Linked DNA regions of Homo sapiens: region 1 is linked to region 2. Evidence: chromatin loops called from intact Hi-C (ENCODE). Cell type or tissue: psoas muscle. All regions are shown on one strand. Links, peaks and the distances in the headings refer to the core of each region. The heading gives the core; the rest is flanking DNA. Region 1 holds the start of RRH (retinal pigment epithelium-derived rhodopsin homolog). Region 2 overlaps EGF (epidermal growth factor).

Evidence for each region. Hi-C counts contacts between places; a loop is a spot of excess contacts. Peaks named below come from ENCODE experiments on the same cell type or tissue, not always from the same donor. Only the 100,000 strongest peaks of a DNase experiment are listed, where the experiment ranks them.
Region 1: it touches region 2 in a loop (3-fold over the local background); 23 of 110 quality-filtered maps call a loop at or near these places.

What each region holds. Positions count from the first base shown.
Region 1 is chr4:109,826,629-109,839,567 of GRCh38, reverse strand. RRH (retinal pigment epithelium-derived rhodopsin homolog) reads right to left here and starts at 11,596. Exons shown (of 7, transcript NM_006583.5): 1 at 11,435-11,596; 2 at 6,239-6,429; 3 at 4,103-4,202; 4 at 3,408-3,561; 5 at 1,963-2,131. The coding sequence starts at 11,540. In psoas muscle, for the core only: no CTCF peak of the experiment used is centred there; no DNase peak of the experiment used is centred there.
Region 2 is chr4:109,961,090-109,974,028 of GRCh38, reverse strand. It overlaps EGF (epidermal growth factor), which reads right to left. Exons shown (of 24, transcript NM_001963.6): 8 at 12,044-12,166; 9 at 10,731-10,856; 10 at 9,492-9,628; 11 at 4,910-5,058. Among named protein-coding and RNA genes, the nearest start is that of EGF, 55 kb to the right of the region's middle. In psoas muscle, for the core only: no CTCF peak of the experiment used is centred there; no DNase peak of the experiment used is centred there.

The DNA of each region.
Region 1 (12,939 bases), core at 2,369-10,368, 130 kb after region 2:
TTAATACCTGGATAGTCTGTGCAGCAAACCACCATGGCACACGTTTACCTATGTAACAAACCTACACGTCATGCACATGTACCCCTGAACTTAAAATAAAAGTTGGAAATTTAAAAAAAATGGTTTTTCTCCTATCTGTAAAAGTGAGAGTAGAATGTAAAAAATGTTACAGAAAGGTTGTATGATATTATCAGGCTGGGAACAGGGGGAGGTGAATCAGGTGAATTATATCAGTGCAGGGTCGGATCCTGTTTTTATTTAAAATTTCTATTTTGTTCAACATAATTTTTACATTAATATTGTTTTTTAAGTACTACATTAAACCACTTTTTTTATTAATGAGTTTTTTGGTGCTTGCTTGAATTTTGCACCCAAGGGTTGGCCTTCACTATCCTCACCCTTATCCTAGACCTAGATATGGTTAAGCAAATCTCCCAGAAAGTAGAAACAAAAAGAAACAAACAACAACCACAAAAGAAACAAACAAAAATAGACAATATAGGAGAGAAAATTTAAGAAAATTAGAAGGTAAATCTAGCAGATTAAATATCTAAATAAAAGGAATTCCAGGGAAAGAGAAGAAAAGAAAAAACAGAGGGACTGAAATAATCAGAGAAATGATACTAGAAATCTCCTAGAAGAGGAAGACTGGAGTCTCCACACTGAAAGTACTCACCAAGTACCCAGCACTGGATAAATACTCATACCAAGGTGCATCAGTATACATTTTCAGAAAACTAGAGACATAGAGAAGATCCTATAAGCTTCCAGAGAGAACCCACAGATCACCACAGAGCATCACCCACCAGAATGCCATCAGCCTTTGTAGTAGCAATGCTGGAAGCTAGGAGACTGTAGAGCAATGCCTTCAAAACTCTTTGAATATTACTTTTGCACCTAGAATTCTAGACCAGGCAAACAATCAGTCAAACATGATAGTAAAATTAAGACATTTTCATTCATGCAAAGTCTTAAAAAATTTACCTCTCCCATAACCTCAGGAATTAATTGAAGAATGTGCTCCACCAAATCAGAGGAAATAAACTAAGAAAAAAAAAAAGGAAGACAAGCATTCCAGAAAACAGGGGATTCGACCCTGGAAGGAGGTGAAAGCATCCTGAGCTGGTGATGAAGGGAGGCCTGAGGATGTTGGCTTTCTGAGCAGTGGTCCTCAGGAGCAATCAGTTCAAAGCAGAGCAAGAGGCCCCAGGGAACCAGGAGGATGGCTCCAAGAAGAGGATAAGGTTCATCACATCTGTGGTGTGTTTAAACATACTGAGAGCAGAGAAAGAGCCTCTTTATCTAACCAAATATTGTTAACATTATACTGACAGGTAAGGAGAGAGAAAGGTGTGGAGGAGGAGTTGGGCAGGTGGGTGGTATAAGAGAATAAATCCTCATCATCCATAGTAGGAAATCAAGAGATGATGACCAACAAAAATATCCAAAAGAGCAAACAGCATATCATTCAGAAATAAGAAGGCAAGTGGCCAGGCGCATTGGCTCACACCTGTAATCCCAGCATTTTGGGAGGCCAAGGCAGGTGGATCGCCTGAGGTCAAGAGATCAAGACCAGCCTGGCCCAACATGGTGAAACCCCATCTCTACTAAAAATACAAAAAAAATTAGCCAAGTGTGGCAGCAGGTGCCTGTAATCCCAGCTACTGGGGAGGCTGAGGCAGGAGAATCACTTGAACCCGGGAGGCGGAGGTTGCAGTGAGCCGAGATCGTGCCATTGCACTCCAGCCTGGACGATAAGAGTGAAACTCCATTTCAAAAAACAAAAGCAAAAAACAAAAATAAAAGCAAAAAAAGAAATGAGGAAGCAAACACAGAAGAAAGAGCTGGGGAGTGAGAATTGGAGATGAGGGAGAGAAGACTGCGGTGGTCCCAGGGACTCTTTCAACTATGAGTGGGTAAAAGCTCCATGACAACAATTTTTCAAGGATTTTGATCTCTTACCTTTGTTACATCTATCTGATCTGACCAGTCTCTGTTGAGGGACTCAGTGCAGTCACTGGTAGTGTGATGTTTAATGGATAGCGTGACATGGTAATAGCAGTAAAACATCACTGTCAAGGGCACAATAAAATTTATCGCAATAACTGTCATGGTGTAAGACACAAAAGATCTGAAAATAAGAAAAGGCAATCATGATTGCTCATTTAATGTCCTAAGTGGGGGAAGGAGAAAGAGGAGATAATTATTAAAAACAATACTGGTAGTCATTATATTGCTAAATAATTTTAGAAGTATATTTGACTTTTAGTTTATTTAGGCCCGGAATTGGCAAACTATGGACTGTAGGCCTATTTCAGCCTATCACTCATCTTTGTAAATAAAGTTTTATTGGAACACAGCCATGTACCCTCATTTACATACTGGCTATGGCTGCTTTTACAGGATGATGACAGAGTTGAAGAGCTGTGATAGAGAACATCTGGGCTATAAAGCCTAAATTATTTACTTTTAATTCTTTTCAAGACATAATCTTGCTCTGTCACCCAGGCTGGAGTGCAGCGGTGCAATCACGTCTCACTGTAGCCTTGAACTCCCCAGCCCAAGCCAATCTCCATTTTAGCCAACCGAGTAGCTGAGACCACAGGCATACACCACCACAGCCAGCTAATTTCCCACCCCCCGCACCACCCTCTGCTTTTTTTTTTTTTTTTTTTTGTAGAGACAGGGTCTCAATATGTTGCCCAGGCTGGTCTCAAACTCCTGGGCTGAAGTGATCTTCCTGCCCCAGCCTCACAAAGTGCTGGGATTACAGGCATGAACCACTGTGCCCAGCCTTTACTTTTTGAATCTACAGAAAAAAATTTAGATCAGGTTTGAGATCTAGAAATTTTCTGTTCATGTTTATGTCATCCTTCATTTCCTCTAATGAACTAAATTATTATCTTGTTCCTGGAAAATATAAAGAAGCCTCACTAACTAGCAGGCAAATCTTTGCAGTGACTGTGCTTTTGCTACGCAGTTCTCAGAATGTGCTGGAACACCAGACCATCTTGAAAAGACAGCAGGGAGGCAGCCTGGGCTTTTGCCAGAACTGCACACTCTGTCTAGCTTCATTAACCCTTTTCCTGCTCATGATCCTACCTTTGAAATGTGCAAATATTGGAAGGGTGATTGGTACCCTGCATTGCTGCCTTAAGAGAGAACACAGGGGAGGGAGGAAGGAATGGGATAAAGGAGACAAAGGGAGCTGGATGACCTTTACTTGCAAACAAGCATAAGTCACTTTTCTCAATTCCGTCTTTGAACTGAGAATCACATCATCACTACCAGGGAAGTGCTTCGCCACCTTCTGTATGAGGAACACATGATCTGAGCTTAAATTTGAAAGGGTGAGAAAATGTCTACATTAGAAGCATTTGATTATAAAGTGTAAACTTGTCTCTTACCTATCATTTTTCCTCCAGTTTATGGTACACGTAGCACCAGTAGGATCTGGGGCATAACTAGCCCACCCTATGATAGGCATCAAAGCCCAAAACAGGCCATTGATCCAGGCTCCCAGAATCAAGCCGATGTAAGTGTTGGTGGTCATTCTTCTCCCTATTATCAAGCACAGGAAATATTAGCAACATTTGCCATTAATGGGACTCACTTTTTAAACTTGCTTGATTTGTAAGTGTTATCAAGTAGATTCTTTACAGAGCACTTTGATTGGCCTTAGGAGCCAAAACATGAGTGCAACACCTAATAAAAGTAACACAAATATTCTCCCTTTTACTAAGCCTATCTACATAAGTTCACATTCTGGAAAAAAAAAAAGACATTTAAGCTGAAACCTAAATGAGAAAAGAATCAGCCAGAGGATAAGCAGGAAGAGTAGCTTTCCAAACCTAGCAAAACAGCAGGTATGAAAACCTCACTTTGGGCTTGGACCGTACCTCAAAGTGTGAATAGCCTTATGAAATTTGGATTTTATTCTAAGTACAATAAGAAGCCATTGAAACATTTGAACAATTATTGGCAGAGAAATAAAACTGACCCTAACTACAAACCATTAGGTTTATATTTTAGCGTATATATATATTGAGTGGCCATTAGTCAAGAAATGGATTCATTAAGAAAGCTGAGAAAAGTGTTGTACCTACGTCAGGAAGGCAGATGGTCAGGTATCGGTCCACAGCCACGACCGTGAGTAATCCAATGCTTGCCATTCCAAAAAAAATATTCAATCCAGCATAAACCTGAAAACCAAAATTGAAAAGACTCTACCATTCTAAACACCCTCCCAAGAAACATTAAATTTTTGTCCATTGTTAGAATATATCTCAAATATACTAAAGGTTTTTTACTTTACTACTTTAAAATACATCTTCATTGTCAAATTATAACTGGTTTAATAAAAGAATTTATGGAAAGTAATTTGTAATTTCATTAACTAAAATGGACTTTTTTGAAAATTTTAAGACTTACAGTGAAATTTCTTTACAACACTCTATGAACAGAGTGCAGAACAACCACAAACCAGCAAAAGACTAGTATTCAGAAGATGGGTAATTCAACAGGAGGAAAAGACAAACTCAATAGAAAAATGGCCAGATGATGAACGGGGTATTCACACAAGCCCATTAGCATTTGAATGTTTATAACATAAGACATACAACCACAATAAATATTCAAAGAAATACTGATTATAAGATGGCATTTCACACTCAAGAAAATGAAAATTTAAAAGTCTGACAATCCCAAATGTTAAGGAGAATGTGGAGTAATAGATGTTCTCATAATCTGAATAACTATTTTGGACAGCAATTTGGCTACTTCTGATAAAGTTGAAGATGAACATTCTCTACAACTTAACCATTCCACTCCTAAGCAATGTGGCTAAAGAAACTCACATATTGCAGAAGGAGACATATGTAAGAACATTTACTGAAGCCTTATCTGTGACAGAAAAAAAAATGGGGGTCCGGGCGCAGTGGCTCATGCCTGTAATCCCAGCACTTTGGGAGGCCGAGGTGGGAGGATCATGAGGTCAGGAGATCGAGACCATCCTGGCTAACACGATGAAACTCCGTCATTACTAAAAAAAAAAAAAATACAAAAAAAAAAATTAGCCAGGCTTGGTGGCAGGCACCTGTAGTCCCAGCTACTCGGGAGGCTGAGGCAGGAGAATGGTGTGAACCCAGAAGGCAGAGCTTGCAGTGAGCGGAGATCACGCCACTGCACTCCAGCCTGGGCAACGGAGCGTGACTCCATCTCAAATAAAAAAAAAAAAAAAAAAGGAAAAGAAAAAAAATGGCAACAAAGGTCCAATAAGAGTAAAATGAAAATGTACATTGGGCTTTCTACGTTCACAAAATGGAATATTATATAGCAGTTAAAATGAATGACTTACAGTCATATCCATCAACATGGATAAACCTCAAAAACATAATATCTAACAATGAAAGGAAATCGCATAATGCAAACAATATGATATCATTTACACAAAACCTGAAGTATTCAGACAGTATCTGGTTTATGTGCACATATATTAGAGAGAAAAACATTCATGGGAGGAATAAGATTGAAGATGGCATGCGGTGGCCTTCATCATTATCTGTATAGTTTTATATCTTTAAAAAGAAAAACAATCTGAAGCACAGATTGCGAAACATTAAGATTTAACAAAACTGGTTGGTACTTACGTGGTTATTCAGTATTCACTACTACTTTCATTTTATTCTCTATAGTTTTTAGGTTATGATAGTAAACTGCTAAAAGAATTAGCCTAAAAGTAATATTTGCTTACTGTCTTAAGGCAAATTAATATTAACTCATTTCCTTTTTACTAAAAAATAACATTTAGTAACAATTCTTATGGAGGACTTTCTATAGGAAAAAATTCAACAACATGGTAGCTTAACTATCTTCCATAATATTATGATTAAATCACTACTTTATTGTTTCAGATGAAAGCAGGTTATTTTTTTTAATTTGCAATATGCAAATATTTATTTGAATATGCAAATCAGCACTCTTCTCCTTTGGTTGAATGCTAGTTATTTTGTTTGTTTCTTCCTTTGAGTTGGGAGAATTTTGAAAATATAACAATGGTTGGTGATTTAATTTCTCTTATTAAAGAATATATTCCTAGTCACTTCTGTTGTTTTCCATAAAAGCACTGTATCTATTATTCTACAATATTCAATTTAAACTCTTGGGATTCGTTTTAGACATTTAAATTTACATTTATTTGATCTATTTATTTTGCTTTCATTCCAATGATCTCCAATACCTGACAGCCTGCGTATCCAAATTTCCAACTTCCATACAGATCTGAGGCAGCAGACATGGGATAGCCAATGCTACTGACCCCTATATCAGTAACAGCCAGGTTAATAATAATTGCATTTGTGGGTGTCCGAAGTTCCTTGTACTTAATGAAGATGCCCAGAACTATTATGTTGCTGATAATACTTATCATACCTGAGAACACACACAAAAATATGATGCATTTTGTTTAATTTGAATGTTTCAAAGTAGACTCAAAATTAAATATTTAAGCCCCTTTAAAAACATAACAGATCTATTTTAGTTCATTTATTTGAAGAGCTCCTGCTGTTCTTAAAACTGTATGTGACATCTTCACATCCCTTCTGTGAAACAGAAATGAGAAAATTAAAACACAAAGAATCTGGTAATTGCACAAGGCAGCACTGAACGTTGGTTTTAATGTCATTGCTATTGAGTGTTCTGTCCTTGAAACTCCTTCATTGGCTTTCATACCATTCCTACTGATTTTTAGGACAAATATATGACTGACCATGCCCTCTTTTTGTCAGCTTAACTTCCTCCTCTTCCTTCCTGGGGCCTGGGGCTCTTCTTTTTCGATAGTTGCCTTTCTCAAGCTTCAATTATCATTCTATCCTCACAGCACTTTTGTCACTATTTTCAGCCATGACACAAGCTCCAGTTCCATATCTTCTTTTTTCATTGAACTCATTGTCGTTTACTAAGCATCTACCATATGTAAGCTCATATGACTATTCCAGTATTTCTTGAAACTCAACATGTCCAAATTCTTCATTCCAACACACACACACACACACACACACACACACACACACACTACCCCAATAGAAGAATGCATACTACAAGACTTGACTATCCAGAGAGGAAGTTGAGCCAGCTTTTTGGTCCATAGAGAAGCCTCACAGCTGATACCACCTTAATCAAGTTTCTGGAAATCAAGTTTCCAGAACCTCAGTGTTGTCAGTGCCCCAGATTGGTTGCACTGAGGTAGACAGATAACTAAACTTATTAACCAGAATGCCACTGTTTTATTTTACACTGAGAAATACTGTCGAGTGTACTGGATGTGCATGTTCAACATCCCCTACATGCTGTAAAGGGCATAAGCCAGATATGGGCATACTAGATCCTAAAGGGGTGTGAGGGGGTGGGGTGTGAGTAGATTTCATCCAAGAAGCTAGAATCATTACTGGATTGTTAGAGACTAAAGGAGGGTTGTGCAACAAGCAGGAATAGAGTTGAGTTCCCCATCAAGAAAAGAATTACTTGGTGATCAATCCCCAACTATTGTCAGAGAGGGACAGTTTCCAAGCACCAACATACAACATCAGCTCAGTAAAAACTTTTAACATATCTTGGCACTTCAGTCAGAACTTCTGCCTTAGCCTGTTAAACTAACCTTCCAGATTCCTGTTCTTTTCCTCTCCTTGCTTCTGGCAGAATCAGCTTGCTATAACATAGACTTAACCATGGTTCTTCTCCTCCCGAAAACTTGTAGTATTTCCCACTGGCTGTGGGATAACAATCCAAATTTCCCAACCTGATATTCCAGGCTCTTTGCCTCATCTGTTGTCACTCTCTAGAAGCAAATTTCTACACTTGTCAAGTGAACTCTCCATTCTAGTTTTTGCCCAGATACACCATGCTTGACTCATATTTCTCCCACTTGGAGCACCCTGCTCCTTCTCTTTTCCTATCCAAATGCCATCCATCCTTCAAACTTCAGTTCAAGCCCCTAAGCCTTATCCTACCCACACTATCCTCTCCTCCCTAAATTTCCAAACTACTTGCTTATGATTAACTGAGTCTTATGTAACACTATATAATTTAACTGTTACTTTTCCTTGTCTTTTCATGTGGATTTCAGGCTCCTCATGATTTCTGTGGTTTTTGAATACGTGACATACAGCAGATTTATTTAATAAGTGGGCTACAACTAAAACCCATATTGCTTAATTTCTATCATTCCTTCAAGATAATTAGCACACAATGACAGCAAATTTGATGATTCTTTGGCCCTATTTTTAGCATCTAGGATTGTAGCATGTATACAAGATATACTCCGAAGAATTTAATGAAATGAAGACTCTTTCTGGGCTAGCTACAAATTCAATGACTTTTTAAAGTTAGATAAAAACAGTGCAGTAAATTGCTGCCTACCAAGTACGCAACCAGAATAAAGGAACTATAATTCTGGGAGTCTTAGAAATAATGGGGGTTATGAACTAAACAGTTTAGCCCTTTTCTCTATTCTCTCTGCAGCTGTACCAAGCACACTGCCTTGTTTCCACAGCTGTAGGTCTTCTAATGAGTATACAAAAGATCACCTAGTTGTTAGATTTTAGTTAAGTCCCATTTCACAGTCAGTCTAAACACTAAGTAGCACTTGATGTTGATTTCTCCTTCACTCTTGAAACATTTTCCTTCTTGTCTTCCGTGACTTCCGTGCAATCTCTTCAACAGACCCTTCTTGATCTACTTCCTGGCCTTTCTTTCTCCATCTATGTCTTATTAAATATGTGCATTGTCCAACCTTCTGTCCTAGATCCCTTTCTTTTCACATTTAACACATACTCTGAGTAATTTCTTCATACCCAAGGCTATACCCTGATATTTTTCAGCCTCCGGACACTCAAACCCATGTGTCCAGCTTTTTATTGGACACCTCTCAAACTGAACTGAGAGACTTTTTCTCCTGCCTCAAACCTGTTCTTCCCCAGGTGTGTTCCCATCTGATGAAGAGCATCACCATCTATTCAGTGGCTCAAAAAAGAAACCTAGGCATCATCTTTGATACTTCTCTCCTTCTCCCACAATCCCAACATCCAATCATCAATTCCACCTTCTGGCTCTTGAATGTATCTACTTTTTTCTGTCCCCACTGCGATTACTCCCTCCTCAGAATCACTGCAATGGCCTCCTATGTGGTCCCTTAGCTACCACTATAGCACATTTCTAAAACACAAATCAGATCATGTCACTCCCATTTCAAACCCTTCAGTGACTCCCTGTCACCTTTAAAACTTACACGGCTCATCACTGTCTGGTACTCAGCCATCTTTTTCAACCTCTCACCCTTCATTTTACAGTTCAAACATAATGATTTATTTCAGATCCTCAAATTCACCATGTCCTCTTACCTCCCAGCCTTAACTGGGGAAAGGGAGAGTGCTCAAGGACACTAAATTAACAAAATGTCTGTTGCACTGGAAGTTGTAACAGTTTATAGGAGCCAAACTATAAATGAAAGATCAAATTAAAAATTAAATAAAAAATCTAAATAGGCCCTTGGTAAAAGTAACGAATGAAATAAATGCTTTCACTACACCCTTTCCTCATAGTTTTGGTTTTGATTTGCAACTTTAAGTGAGTTTTGTTAAAGGAGGAAAGTTAGGGGATCTAAAGAAAAATAGATGCTTGATACAGGGGCAGAACAAAAGCATAAAGAGTTCAGCTATGCTTCCTTCAGTGGATCCACCAGAAACACAAACAACACACACTCATTGTATACCTTGATAAAGCTGACTCTTGGATTTATATGTGAGGGCTCTAGAACCAAAATGCCTGGGTTCAAATCCTGGTGTAGCTGCTTAGTAAATGTGTGTGCTGGACAAGTTTCTTAAGCTCTTCATCTGTATAAACTAGAGAAATAAAACTGAAGAGTAACTTACTAAATTAGTGTAAGGATGAATTATTCTGTATGTGTAAGGTTTTAGAACAGTGCTTGGTATATAGCAAGTATTCAAATGATAACATTAGTAGCAGTAGTAGTAAGATTACTATTATTATTACTGTTACAGAGATAAGAACTAAATAGAATATTTTCTGCATGCTAATTTTGTAACCAGGTCAAAAAAGGATAGTTTTGGTTGTTTTTTGGATTTTTTTTTTTTTTGGTCATCTACAAATAACTAACTAAACCAAACACTTGTATACAAAGTATTTCCATGTAATTGTTAGGAGATTTTCTCAGTCTTTTTTGCAATTACAAAAAAACTAGAACTTGTCTAGTACTTATCATAGAGGTATTCAAATGAACGAGATAACGTCACTAAAATCGCAAAACTTAACTGAGGAACTCAATTTCCAGTACTAGAAGTAATACGCTGAATTATAAGGAAGAAACGTAAACAATTATAAACTGGGTATAGGATGGTGTGTTATACTTTTCACTCTACTTTTGAATGTTTGAAAATTTTTATAAAAGTCAATCCAAAAAATAATGAACTCAATATAAGAGTTACTTCTACAACTCGTTAGAGTATAAAGTTGAAAATTAAGTGATTGCTCAATATAAAAGTTACACAATTCAATGATACATTAAAAAGATAAAAAGTTTCTGTCATTCCCCCATCCCTTTTTTTCTGCAAACAATCCTTTACATCAATGAGTGTGTAGGGAGGAAAGGGAAAAAGAAACAAATATTTGTCCAACACCTACTATATGGCATTTATGTGTCACTTAATTTTACTCCTTATAACAATCATGACAGATAACTTATTCTTATCCTTGTTTTACAGATGAGAAAATGGAAGAACAAAAAGGGAAGATACATGCTCACAGTTGCAAATATACTAAAAGATGAAATCCAAAACTCAAGAGTTTTCCAATAAGCATTCTGGAACAAGCTGAATTTTCAGACTCTGTCCTCAATGACAATATACCCTGCTCTGTCTTCTTAGGACTTTTTCTTTCCAGAACCTTTAAGTTCTTAGCTAAATTCTACCACCAAGAACAAAAATATGAGGGTTATGTATAAGAATAGTAAATGACATAAAAATATGTTTTTGCCATGGTGCATACTCTTCTCCAATAAAAACTTTAACAATCCAATAATCAAATACATAGATTTTTATGAAAGAACTATTTATCACATAGAAAACTTTTCTCAGCCCCACTTCACTGCTCTTATTTACCAAAATTCAAAATAACCTGTGGCAATGGCCATCACTAACAATGCTTTCCCTTATTCTTTCACCCACATTATCTTATTTGATCTTTACAGCCCAGAAATAGAGTATCATCATCCTCATTTACCAACGAGCAAGCCAAGTCAGGATAAATGACTTGTCAAGGTTGGCCAATAATATGGAACTTGAAACAATGCATGCCTTATGCTGAAAACTTCTGCCTTTCTTCACCCATTCTAAAGAAAAATAACTTACTTAAATATCCATACCTGCCATAATCAAGTAAGTTGCAACAATATTGTGTTCAGTCTGTGAAAAGACCGAGCCATCTTCATTTTTAGAGTCTGAACTGTTGCCTAAATTATTTCTTAGCATTTTGGAGGGAAGATACCGAAACACCCTTCATAATAAGCCTTCGATAATTATGAACTGCTTTATGAGCTACTGAGGAAAGATTTTTTAGGACCAATCATTTCCACTTAGAGACCTCAAAGAAGGGCCTTTTCATAGAGGCCCTCCCTTAACAAATTTAATTGGGCTAAAGAGGAAAGGACTTTAATTCCCAGAATAAGGGAAAAGCTTATTAGCAAAACAAAAAGAAATACCAAGCACCACACATTTTAACCTATTTGGGCATCAGTCTTCTATCTAAGGAGATTATCAAGCACACACATCCCATTTAACAATAAACAAACTCAGGAAATCAGTATAGGAGCCAGCCTTAGTCCTCTAAAACTATTCGGATTAAGGTCCCTGTTTTCTGTTGACCATTCAAGTCTTTCCATTTCGGCTCCTTTTGTTGTTTTTTTTTTCTTAACAATTTAAATATTAGTGACAAAGAAGTAGTCTCCTTCCTACTTCCAAATCTCACTCTCCTAAAGGTACCAGTATTGTTTGGTGCATATCCTTTCTTAGGCTTTTCTCTGCTTATACACATATTCATACAAGTGTTTCAGGTTTCCTCCACTTTCTTCTTGTAAATAAAAATGAGGGAAAAAAATAAGTACAAATGTATATATATAATGCAACTTGTTTTCCCATAAGGCTGTATTATAATATCCAAGTTAATAAACCCAGAATCTAATAAAGTCTAATTTATTAGTAGCTATGTATTTCATAGCATGGATATAATATGATCAACTCCACCATCCGTTAATTTCCCCTATAGTTTGATATGCACATGAGTAATTAATATTATCTGATGATAGTAATCATTGTATACTTTGCCAGAGTATCTGAATTCAATCACTGATATTGTAAAGTACAGAATAAAAATATTCTGGATTATCACATTACAACCTGAAAACCAACCTGAGCATGTTTTGTTAGAATAATAAGGTATCCCTATTACCTTTTTTCCCATATTCTTTATGCCATTAACATTATTAAAATCTGATTCTCCTCAGTTTCCTAAAATCAGTAAACATTAGAGAAATGCTTAGATGCACCAAAGTTAACAGTGTAAGCATAAAACAGAACCACTAGAGGGCTATATTTACCCACTTAGTTTAATTTTATAAAAATCCTAGAATGGCACAGCAGAAACCTAAGATAATCCTTTTGCTTCAGTTCTCTTGCCTGTGTATAAACTCAAGATGAACAGGTTGATTTATCTGTCCCAAATCTTATAGCTACCAGTACTCACATTTTTATAAATGTAATATTGTTATACCTATACTAGAAAAGCGAATCTCGTCAGTATTGTTTTCAAATGACCCTAGAGCAAAAAACATAATACCCAAGAGGAAATCACTCCCTTTAAAAAGTCTTTGTC
Region 2 (12,939 bases), core at 1,985-9,984:
ATTATTTTTTATGACTGTATTCTTATTTTTAATTTAATTTAATTTTTGAATATTTTTGATCCAAGGTTGGTCGAATCCTCAGATGTGGAAGCTGTAGATAAACAGGGCCAATGGTACTGAAATATTACTTGCTAATCTTTACATTAAATAACCCAATGGAATCTGGCAGGGTAGAAAATTCTTATTTCCTGATTTTTCTATTTATTTGTCAAACAAATATTTACTGAGCACCAACTGTGTGTCAGGGATTGGTCTAAGCATTGGAGATACAATAGTAAATAAAGCCCTGTCTCTGTCCTTATAGAGCTCATAGTTCAACAGGAACAGAGGGAGAGAGAGGCAGAGGTGGGAGGGGAAGAGAAAGGGTTAGGTGGACTGGACGGGGAGGGGAAGAAAAGGTGGAGGGAAAGGGAAGGAGGAGAGGTCGGGGGAAGTAAGAGGGGAAAGAGGGAGAGGGGATTATAACACAGCAAATGAAAGCACATGCTGAAAAGAAGGATGTAAAGAATGTAATTGGAAGACTCAGGGAGGGTGACAGAGTGGGTAGCCCAGCCAAGCAGGGATCAGAGAAGGATTCCTGAAGATAATAACAAACGAAGATGAGAAGCAGGCAGCCAGGCAAAGGTGGGTGGGGATGGAAAGAGTACCCTAAGCAAGGGAATGTACATATACAAGTTCTAAAGTACAGGACCTAAAGAATGTGGGGCAGTTATACTTGCACTTTAGAAAGTTTGCTGTGGCTTTAGTGTGAAAGGGCGAGGCAGGCAGGAGATGACGGTGAGGAGATAAAACAGTAGCAGAAGAAATGGAGAAAACTGGATGAATTTAAATGCTAAACATGACTCTATAGCATCCCTGCCCCCTTCAGGAGCAAACAAGGGACGATCAGCAGCTTCTTGCAGCAGGTGGGACCACAGGCAGACAGGATATAAATAGGGCTAAGAAGAGCCTCCCTTTCCCAATGTACTGCCTGCTTTCCCTGTTTCCCTGCTGCAAACCAGAATATATAACCACCTTTAATTCATTCAATAAACATCTGTTAAAGGCCTCTCACCTTGCTCTTGAGGGCAATGTCTGCATGAAACAAGCCTGCCTAGAAACACAAGGTAGGGCCATTCCCTCCTCCCGGTTTTACAGAATGCTAAGGAGACCTTCTCTGGTGGCTGGTTCACCAACTATTTTCTAGGTGCTGTGTAGGGAACAGGACTACATGCACAGTGCTCTATGCACAGGGCCTTATTCACAGGCAGTATGCAGAAGAGAGGTGAAGGTAAAACTGGCTCAGTGACTATGCTGGGTTGGAAACACTTTGCAAACTACCAACTAAAGGCAGTGGAGAATTTGAAACCATTTCTACTCCAGTGCCACTTTAAAAAGATAATTTTACTCCCGGATGAAGTGGTCATAAGAAGGATACTGCTGGGTGGAAGATATTTTTGAACTTAATGTGTCAAGTTCTGTTCTCAGACACAACTGTCACTGTGCCTCTTCCCTTGGTGGGAGGGAAGAAATTCTGAGGCCACTTGCTTGTGACCAGGGGAGATGAAACTGTCACTTCTGATCTCATGATGATCTCTAATCATCTTAGAGATGAGAGACATCATCTCTAAATTCTGTTTCGGGCAGGAATTAAGTGATGAGACGAGAACGACATAAGCTCCTGACTGTGCAGCTGTCTCAAGGCAAGATCGCTGGAATTTACTTTTAAAGCTCCCCCAAGGTGTTCACCTAATATACTTCTATTTGATTCAGCTAGAGAGCAAATCTCAAACTCCAGTGTTGGTAGTGAGAAACCAAAGACCAGCAGGGATATTTGAGTTCATGGGAGTTCAAGCATCACCTTTAATCTAGAGGTGTGTCCTTCTCTCTCTAACCATTATCTAATTGTCCCAGTGTCACTGAGATCCTCCAAGAGAAAAACTCACCCTCCTTCTAGGGTAAGAGGTGTCCATCAACAACCCTAGAAGAGTGATTTTTTTTTTTACCTCATATTAGTTTTTGTTACCTCAAAAGAATGAATAAATAGATAGCTTATATTTTTACCTTCTTGATTCTTTACTAGGCAATTGACTTTAGGAATCAGTATTCCTTGATACTAAATAACAGCATTACCATTGGAATTTTCAATGTGCTTCCTTCCTACATTTAGATGTTAATTTGAATCTGTCTTTTCCTAGGCCAAAAAGGAACTGCAAGCATCCCACTTTGCCCCTTTTGATTGGCTAAGAGTTACCATGTGATCTAATATTATGAGATTGGAATCTCAGTTATTTACATCCAATTTCTAGGTAATATCAAGGTTTCCAAACCATAAACCTCTCATTTCCAGATAAATTAAAGGTTTTCTTTTAGCAGCTGCCTTTAGAGCCAGGAGGACTTAAGAAGGGCTTGTTATTACTGAAGCCAATGAACTGGGGAATTTAGGGTCTGATTCTCCAGGAAACAGTGGTGCCTGTCTATCTCCTGAACGCCTTGCCTCTGCAGTCGGTACCATGGTGCTATTAATCAAACACTGTTAAAATTAGAGGTCCCTTGTGAATGTGGGGAAATATGAGAAGACTTGGCATCCTTAGTGGACCCGAGAGTGGTTGACATCTGCCATTTTGATCATCGTTTACCCTCCTGAGAACAACCATGTACAGCTCTGTTATTATACACAGCCGACATTTAAAATATTCTTTTAAGTAGGTTCAACACAGAGGAGGTCATTATTATGATTTTTATAATTATTACAACTGAAGTTGATTTTAATTTGTCACATGACTCTGAGTCAACCATATGTTAAATCCACACTGGCTTGGGGCGGTGGTACATCTTTATGACTATTAAGAGAATATGCTTTGCAAATGGCCATCTTTGAGTTCCAATTACAGTTCCACATGGTACTTGTTGACTGCTTGACCTTGGGAAAGTTATTTTACCTCTCCAATTATCAATTTTCTTAATCTTTAAATTGGAGATAACAAAACTTACCTTTGGGGATTTAATAGTGTCATGGATATAAAGCACAGTATCTGGTGCATTGCAACTATTCAGTAAATAAATACTCAAATAATAAAGAAATGAAGGTATGATTAGATGAACAAATGAATGAATGAAAGAAAATATGCTCACCTTGGATGTAAAATGGCCATACTATTGATAACTGATAACCATATCATACAGATAAACAAATCAACAGATTTTTTTTTTTTTTTTTTTTTTGAGACGGAGTCTCGCTCTGCCACCCAGGCTGGAGTGCAGTGGTGCGATCTCCGCTCACTGCAAGCTCCGCCTTCCAGGTTCACGCCATTCTCCTGCCTCAGCCTCCTGAGTAGCTGGGACTACAGGCGCCCACCACCCGCCCGGCTAATTTTTTGTATTTTTAGTAGAGACGGGGTTTCACCATGTTAGCCAGGATGGTCTCGATCTCCTGACCTTGTGATCTGCCCACCTTGGCCTCCCAAAGCACATCAACAGATTTTTAAAAACCTGTTTCCCATGGATTATCCTGATAAAAAGAGATATTTCTAGGACACAAAATGCCTACCCCCAAGCATAGAAACCCATTCATTCCCTGGGACTTCTCCCTCTGTGTTGAAACTGCTGATTTCACAGAGGTTAAACCCTCATTCTCCCTTCTTTTACTTTTACTTGGTTGCTTTGGTACCAGATGTTCAGGATGGCCACCATTTCACTTTCTGGCTTTCCGTTACTCTGAGAATATATCTCAGAGCACATTGCATCTCTAGTATTATTTTGTGAGGGGTCTATCGTTAGCAGCTTCTCTTATAGTTCTGTAAGGAAGTGGGATCTCATTCGCACGCAGAAGGGATACAGCCATTTCCTTCCTGCTTCCTGCCATTCAGTTCTGAGGTTCACGCAGGCTGCATACACACCAAGTACAGTAGCCCTTCCTGCAGCTCTGAGAGTGGGGTTTCACAACTGCACTCTGGTTCTGTTTTTTCCCACCGTAGGGAAACAAAGAGCATCTCTCTTATCTCATGCACTTTCCTCACAACTCCAGCTGAAGTTCTCCTCCCTCCTTCATGCTTGTTTTAACAGGGAGTCAACATTCTAGTCCAAGATTTGTCACTTGCATGCCGAAGCTCATTCCATGGCAGCTCCCTTTGGGAGTGTACACCTGTCATTTGGCAATTATTTATGTGTGGCCCTATGACATTTCTTGAACTGCTATTTAGACCAAGAATTTGCATTAATTATTTTGCTGGGGAAATATACCTTATCTCCCCAGCTAAACTAAGAACCGACTGAAAAGATGGAGCACATCTTAGGCTCCTCTGTATCTCCCATGTGACTTCGGAGAAAGTCTTATTTCCATAGCAGATGCTCCGAGAATGCTTATTGCTTATATTCAGACAGGTTTTGAGTTTCCCTGATAACAAAAGCCTGAACTACCAAAACACAGGCTACTTTTTTTTTTATTATTATATTTTAAGTTCTGGGATACATGTGCAGAACGTGCAGGTTTATTACATAGATATACATGTGCCATGGTGGTTTGCTACACCCATCAACCCGTCATCTACATTAGGTATTTCTCCTAAAGCTATCCCTCCCCTTGCCACCCACCCTCCAAAAGGCCCCAGTGTGTGATGTTCCCCTCCCTCTGTCCATGTGTTCTCATTGTTCAACTCCCACTTATGAGTGAGAACATGCAGTGTTTGGTTTTCTTTTCCTAACACAGGCTACTTTCTTGGCCTTCAAAATCCTCCCACGCACACAGATGCAATCTTGATGAAAGGAGGAAGTGGAGGGAGTGTGGACCGCAATGGTGGCCTCTTTTCTCCAATCCCAACCAAATGCCCAGCAACATTTTTCTGTGTTCAAAGTGGAAGATGAAGCCAATAGTATTACCTATCCCATCACTCCCATCTCACACAGCTTAAAACTGAAGCAGAAAACATACCCTCTGTCTGTCCAATAGAATCTACGGCCAATCCAGTCCACAGCAAGACCTTCTGGCACATCTACTCCTTCCTCAATAAGCCTTTCTCGCTGGGAACCATCCATATTAGCTCTCTCTATCCACTTCAGGGCTGTATGGGCAAAGTATATCTACAAAAGAGAACACAGGCATTTCTGATTTTTTTTTAAAACTAATGTGGAATATATACAAATGGCACTAGTCTTTAGGTTGTACAGGGTGTTAAGAGCTTGACTTTGGAGATAGGCACACCTGCAACTAAATTCGAACTAGGCTGCTTCCCAGATACGTGTAACCTTAAGCAAGTTATTTAATGTCTCAGAATCTTAGTTTCCTCATCGGTAAAATAAGGATAATAATATCAATCTTATTAGGTAGGTAGGTAGGTAGGTAGATAGATAGATAGATAGATAGATAGATAGATAGATGTATATAGATATAAATATACATATATCCTTAGCCATGTATCTGGCACATATTGCTATTGCTATTGTTATTGCTATAGATAGATAGAGAGATAGATAGATAGATCTCCTTAGCCATGTATCTGGCACATATTGCTACTGCTATTGGTAATTTATTAACCCTTGATCATTGGTCAATGACGTAGCCATCATGCTTGAACTACTGTGGCTTCTGAAAGGGGGCAATGATTTGCAATTAATGAGGGCTACAAGCTGGGCTCAGTCTGTAGCACCCCACTTCACTGCAAGTCAAGAGATACTTAGTCACTGCAGGTCAAAACTGGTTCCCAGTTTTGTCACTTATTTGCTTGATTGCTTTGGATAAATTCTTTAACCTCAATTTTCTCAACTGTAAAAATGAGGAAGTTAGACTAGGTATTTGCTAAAGTTCCTTTAGTCTCTAATCTTATATTCAATCAGATGCCACATAATGACATTTCGGTTGATGATGAACTGCATATACGATGGTGATTCCGTAAGATGATAATGGAACTGAAAAATTTCTATCACCTAGTGACATTGTAGCATTCAAAATGTCATAGTGAAATTACTTTTCTTATAAGTTTAGTGTAGCCTAAATGTTCAGTGTTTGTCTACAGCAATGTACAGTCATGTCCTAAGCCTTCACATTAATTCACCACTCACTTACTGACTCATCCAGTGCAACTTCCAGTTCTGCAAGTTTCATTCATGGTAAGTGCCCTATAAAGGTGTATCATTTTAAAATATCTCTTATGCCATATTTTTTACTGTACCTTTTCTATGTTTAGATACACAAATTTTTACTACTGTGTTACAATACTGCTTACAGTATTCAGCATAGTAACATCCGCACAGGTTTGTAGCCTAGGAGCAAGAAGCTAGACCATTAGTGATGCATGACTGTAATTTCATTTTAATTCATCCATCTTGTTCAACAGAAGATTTCTTGCCAATGCGAAGTTCTTTTACAGTCTAGTATGCAGCCTATCACACAGGTACAAGAATTTCCATAAGACTGTTTAAAAATGACCCAAAGCAATATACAGATACAATGCAATTCTTATCAAATTGCCAACATCATTCTTCACAGAATTAGAAAAAACAATCCTAAAATTCACATGAAACCAAAAATAAGCCTGAAGAGCACAGACGATACTAAGCAAAAAGAAATAAAGCTGAAGGCACCATAGTACCTGACTTTATACTATAAGGCTGTAGTAACCCAAACAGTATGGTACTAGTATAAAAACAGACACATAAACCAATGGAATGGAATAGAGAACCCAGATTTAAAGTCATATGCCTACAACCAACTGATCTTTGACAAAGTCCACAAAAATATACGTTGGGAAAAGGATATCTTATTCAATAAATTGTGCTGGGGAAATTGGAGTGCCATAAACAGTAGAATGAAACTGGACTCTTATCTCTCACCATATAAAAAATTAACTCAAGATGGATCAAACACTTAGGTGTAAGCCTGAAACTATAAAAATCCTAGAAGAAGAACTAAAAGAAACTCTTCTGGACATTTGCCTAGGCAAAGAAATCATGACTAAGCCCTCAAAAGGAAATGCAACAAAAACAAAGATATACAAATGGGAATTAATTAAACTAAAAAGCTTCTGCACAGCAAAAGATAAAATCAACAGAGTAAACAGATAACCTACAGTATGGGAGAAAATACTTGCAAACAATGCAGTTCACAAAGGGCTAATATCCAGAATCTATAAGGAACTCAAACAACCCGAGAAGATAAAAACAAATAACCCCATTAAAAAGTGGGCAAAGGACATAAACAGACATTTTTCAAAAGAAGACACACAAGCAGCCTACAAACATATGAAAAAATGCTTAACATCACTAGTCATCAGAGAAATGAAAATCAAAATCACAATGAGATATCTTCTTACACCCATCAGAATGACTATTATTAAAAAGTTAAAAAACAGCAGATGTTGGCATGGATGTGAAGAAAAAAACAACTCTTATACATTGCTGGTGGGAATGTAAATTTGCAATCCTCTAGGGAAAAAGTATGGTGATTTCTCAAGAGCTAAAAATAGAATGACTTTTTAATCCAGCAATCCCACTACTGGCTATCTACCCAATGGAAAAGAAAGTATTATATCAAAAAGACACCTGCACTTGTATGTTTATCACAGCACTATTCATATAGCAAAGTCATGGAATCAATCTAAGTGTCCATCAATGGATGAGTGGATTTTTAAAATGTGTCATATATATACAATGGAATACTGCTCATAAAAAAGAATGAAATCATTGTGAGCAGCAACATGGATGGAATTGGAAGGCATTATACTAAGTGAAATGACTCAAATAGAAAATCAAAAATTGCATGTTCTCACCTATATGTGAGAGCTGAACAATGGGTACACATGGACATACAGAGTGGAATAACAGACATTGGAGACTGCAAGGGTGGGAGGGTGCAGGGGGGTAACAGGTGAAATACTACCTATGGGAACAATGTTCACTATTCAGGTGATAGGTAAATTAAAAGCCCAGACTTCACCACTACACAATCTATCCATGTAAGACAACTGTACTTGTACCCCTAAACCTATAAAAATTTAAAATGTATATATATATATATTTTTTTAAAGATATGGGTCAGTTGATAATTTAATGAAAGCATTGTAGAATTTTAACTGTGAGTACACATGTGTACATAAACTTACAATCAATAATGAGACTATTCAGAAAATGGTAAGTCGTTAAATAATGGGTTACTCTTCTTTCTAAATGAAATAGAAAAGGTTATGTTTCATAAATACAAATAGGGGTACTTCACTCCACTGGCACTGTGCTTCTCAAACTCTAATGTGCATAAGAATCACCTGATAATATTGTTAAAATGCAGATACTGATTTAGTGGTCAGGGGTGGAACCTGGAGGACTGCAGTTCTAATAATCTCCAGGTGTTGTTGACACTGCTGGCTCAAAGATCACAATTTGAGTAGCAAGAAAATAAGAAAATTAACCCAAGAAACAAAAACCAGCCACCTGACTTAAAATTCATTCTAGGTCTCCACATTCACTTGTTGTAAGAATACTGATTCTGCAGGAATAAAACTAGTTTGGTAATAAATGAATCTTGAACTGCCTTTTTTCTATTAATTATTTTTTTCTGTTATTGTAACTGTTCTATGGAACCATATAGATTCAGGTCAGGGAAAAGAATTGTTTGCTAGTGTTCAATTGCAAAACTTTAATTTGCAAAAATACTTCTATTTGGCTACCAATCCATACCTATTAAATATAGAATCAATTGGCTTCACTTTGTTTCTTTTGGCCATTTACCAGACTGCTTCAAATCAGGAAGAAACAAAAGCCCAAAGTTTGAAAGTCTAGGAATTAATGTACCACATAGTAATAACTAAATAATTATGCAGGGTAATTAATAACTATATAAATGTATCATTATTGGGTGATTAATCTCCAAAACACACTGTAACATCATTTCAAGCACATTCTAACCTAGCACAGATACAACTAAGAAATTAGAGATCAAATGGCCAGCTGATACAGAAATTCTAAGTTACACACAAAACTTATATAAAATGTTTATGTAAATAATGTTATTAGTTAGATTGCCATTCTCACATGAGCTATAAAACTTACGTTCCCTGATTTTCATGGTTAAGAGGTCATTGAATCTCCTCCCTCAAAAGACATATGTAAAACACAAATTACTAATCCATACTTCCTATGCCCCAAACTCAACCTCCCACTCCTCTCACTACCAGCAAGTAATAAAAAACCTGGTTATGAAGCTCCTTCTATATGCATGACACTGTGCTAGTCTCCCATCCTCATCTCCAAAGAGGAAACTAAACTGAAAATCTAAAACTAAACTGTGTGATCATTTCCAATAAAACGGCTAATCGTAGCAAGGACTAGGGTAGCATTATGATGGCAAAAAAGTCCTTAAAATTTCTCAAGTGTTACTCCAATATCTATATTTAACTTGTTCTGTGCCTAATCATTCAGAACTTAGCAGAGGATTTTCAAGTAGGCCAGGTCATTTGTTAGGATAAAATCCTCTACTCTGTCCTTAAAGCATGTCCACATCTGTTCAAGTAACAAAACCATACCTTATTTTCCACAGGGTCATGATCTAGGGCATAAACCATTCCCATCTGCTGGCTGAGCAGAGTTCCATAGTCTGTTCCATCAAAATGCATGTGTCGAATATCTTGAGAATTGGCAAACAGCAAAAATGGTTGTGGTCCTGTTAACCAAATTTCAAATATGGCTGAATTTAAAACGTGCCTTAGAAACTAAGAGGCATCTCTGACTCTTCCCTTTCACTGTACCTTTTTACCCAATTTCTACAGTACTTGTTTTCTTAATTTCCCTCTAGTGTGGTATAGGTGAAGACAGGCAAGAGGATGTCCTCTTCCAGGAGGTGACATATTGCCAGAATTTCATCTCTGGTTTCTTCCCTCTCCAGGTATTTGCTTTTAAAAGCTGCTTACTTACAGAAAGAGACAGCGTTAAATAACCAACACCATAGCTAAATGATGCAAGTCTTAGGGTTATACATCTTCTTGATTCACACATACTGAAACACTAATATTAGTAGATTGTATACTTTCATGTCCGAATAAGTAACTTTCCCTGGCCTGGGCACTTCTTAAAGGGAGGCACAATGATTTGAGTTAATAGCAAGACCCTTGATAATTTTAAGGATTTAGATTACACTATATTAATGAAGGCCCTGAGAAGTTAACAGTATTGGGGTCTCACTAGGGCAAGGTATACAGGATCATCATTACATGATAGCATTATGAGCATTATATGTTTAAAACATAATGAACCTTCAGGAGATATTAAATCAATTTGGTATAAATCTAGAATTTCCATGGCTGTTGAAGGATGCAAGAGAGGTAATATCAGAAGACAAAAAAAATAGCTGAAGCGTACAACTTTATATTGAATTTTGACATTAAAAGGACAGAATTTGTCAGTGTTATAATTATATTCAGTAGAGAGATAAAAATCAAATCAATCAACAAATACTTATTAAATGCCTCTTAACTATAAAGTGTTTTAAGACTATTCTTGTCATGACTTTCTCATATACTAAAAATATTCTATCTGATATTATGGCAAATCTTTGCCGGATGCTAATTAAGAATAGAAATAGTCTTTAAAAGCCTGGTTACTAGTTATATTGTTATTACTCATATTATTCATATTTACAATGTGATTTGCTTTTTTTCCATTTCAAAAATACAAAACCATAAGCAGTTAACTTTCCATCTTTCTAAACAAAAGATTTTCATGAATTTTTTTTCAGGGACACAGTTCCAGACAACCACAGCACTAACCTGAAGCTGCACAGCTTTTTTCATCCAGTTGTAGGTCATACCCAGGAAAGCAATCACATTCCCAGGATACTGGGCTAAGAGGAACGCAGAGCTGGCTACATCCACCATTATCGGGTGAGGAACAACCTACAAAAACAATTGCTTAGTAATGATGCTACGTCATCCAAAATATAATTATTTTTCATCAAAGGATGGGGGCGAGTCAACCATTTGTTAATTTTTTTTTTTTTTTTTGAGATGGAGTTTCACTCTTTCACCCAGGCTGGAGTGCAATGGCACTCTCGGCTCATTGCAACCTCCGCCTCCCAAGTTCAAGCAATTCTCCTGCCTCAGCTTCCCAAGTAGCTGGGATTACAGGCACCCGCCACCATGCCTGGTTGATTTTTGTATTTTTAGTAGAGACGGGGTTTCACCATGTTGGCCAGGCTGGTCTCAAACTCCTGACCTCAGGAGATCTATCTGCCTCAGCCTCCCAAAATGCTAGGATTCCAGGCATGAGCCACTGCACTCAGCCCATATGTTGATTTTTTAAAACATTTCCACAATCATTCATATGGCTGCAATCAAGGTTATTTTTCAGAGATAAAAATCAAAATGTCACACTACCCTCCTTCCCTATAACCCAACATCTTGGATGTTAATCCTTCACATTCCAGTGGCCCTTGTCCTCTTATTCTACCAATGAGTTCAGGAGCAAGTGCACTGGCAGCTGTCTAGAATGAAAAATCCATTTGATGAGTTTGGCAGCTGGTCTAACTCTTCCTAGTAATTTTTTTCTCTCACACATTTTTAGCTGCTTGGCTTTGTTTTATTAGAAAATCAAAAACACACACACAATTCTTCTGCTAATTCTGAGTTACATCCAGTTATCTATATACTTAAGTCTCTATGAAGATAAAAGTAGAGAGGTGTTTATTAGGTGCAAGAAACAGACTAAGCACTCTGCATCTGAAGTCTCATTTAATCAAGGTGGCAAGTATCAGTATCTCTGCAGTTGAAGAAACAAAGACCAAGAGAGGGCAAGTATCTAGACCAAAATCAAAACTGCTAGTAACTGGTAATGCTACCTCAGGGCTGTCAAGCCTCAAAGCCCTTGCTCATAAGTTAGACGCTATGCTGTCTAAACAAAAACAAAAAAGCCAAAAACCCAAAAATACTAAATTTAAATCTATGTTAATCTGTTGTAACAATATCTTTCAGTATACAATATTGGAAAATCAATTCTTCCTTGACAACAAGATCAATTTTTAGATGTCACTGAGCAAATGTATGTTTTCAAACAAACAAAAGGTAAATAAAGCAAATAAACTCACCGCTACATGTTTTCCCATCTCTCTCAAGCACTGAGCCTTCAGGACAGAAACATAAGGGACCTTCTGATGTCAGAACACAGTCATGGCTGCATTCAGACACATTGCGTGGACAGGAAACAAGTTCTAATTAATAAAGAACAAGGTCAAGATTAGTGTTAAATCGGGTTTGCAAAAATTTATTGCAATCAGTTGCTAATATTGCCAGGTGATCCTCCTGCCTTGACCTCCCAAAGTGTTGGGATTACAGGTGTGAGCCACTGTGCCTAGCCTTAATTTTTTAATGCATAACAATGGTATTGTGGTTATGCCTGAAAATTAACTGGATATTAAATGATAGGAAGGAATTATAGTTAAGTTTTTTAGATACAATAATGTATCATGATTATGTTTTTTACATGCCTATCCTTTAGAGATATACAATGAAATGTAGTACCCAATAGTTATTTTTAAAAATTAAAAAATTAAAATAAAAAAGAGATAGACAATGAAATATAAGGTAATACAGACAAAGAAACAGGAAAATACCTATAATACATAGATTATAGATGATTTGTTTCCCAACCTGAGAGGTTCTGATTTGATAGGTCTGGGGTAGAGTCCAGTCATCCATGGTTTTTGTTTTGTTTTGCTTTTTGAGACAGGGTCTCACTCCATCACCCAGGAAGGGCAGTGGCTTGATTTCGGCTCACTGCAGCCTCCTCCTCCTGGTTCAAGTGATCCTTCTGCCTCAGCCTCCTCAGTAGCTGGGACCACTGGCATGGGCCAACATGCCTGGCTAAGTTTTTTTTTTTTTTGTATTTTTAGTAGAGATAGGGTCTCACCATGTTGCCCAGGCTGGCAGTCATCCATGTTTTAAAAAGCCAAACAAAATAAAACTCAAAGGTAATTATGATGCA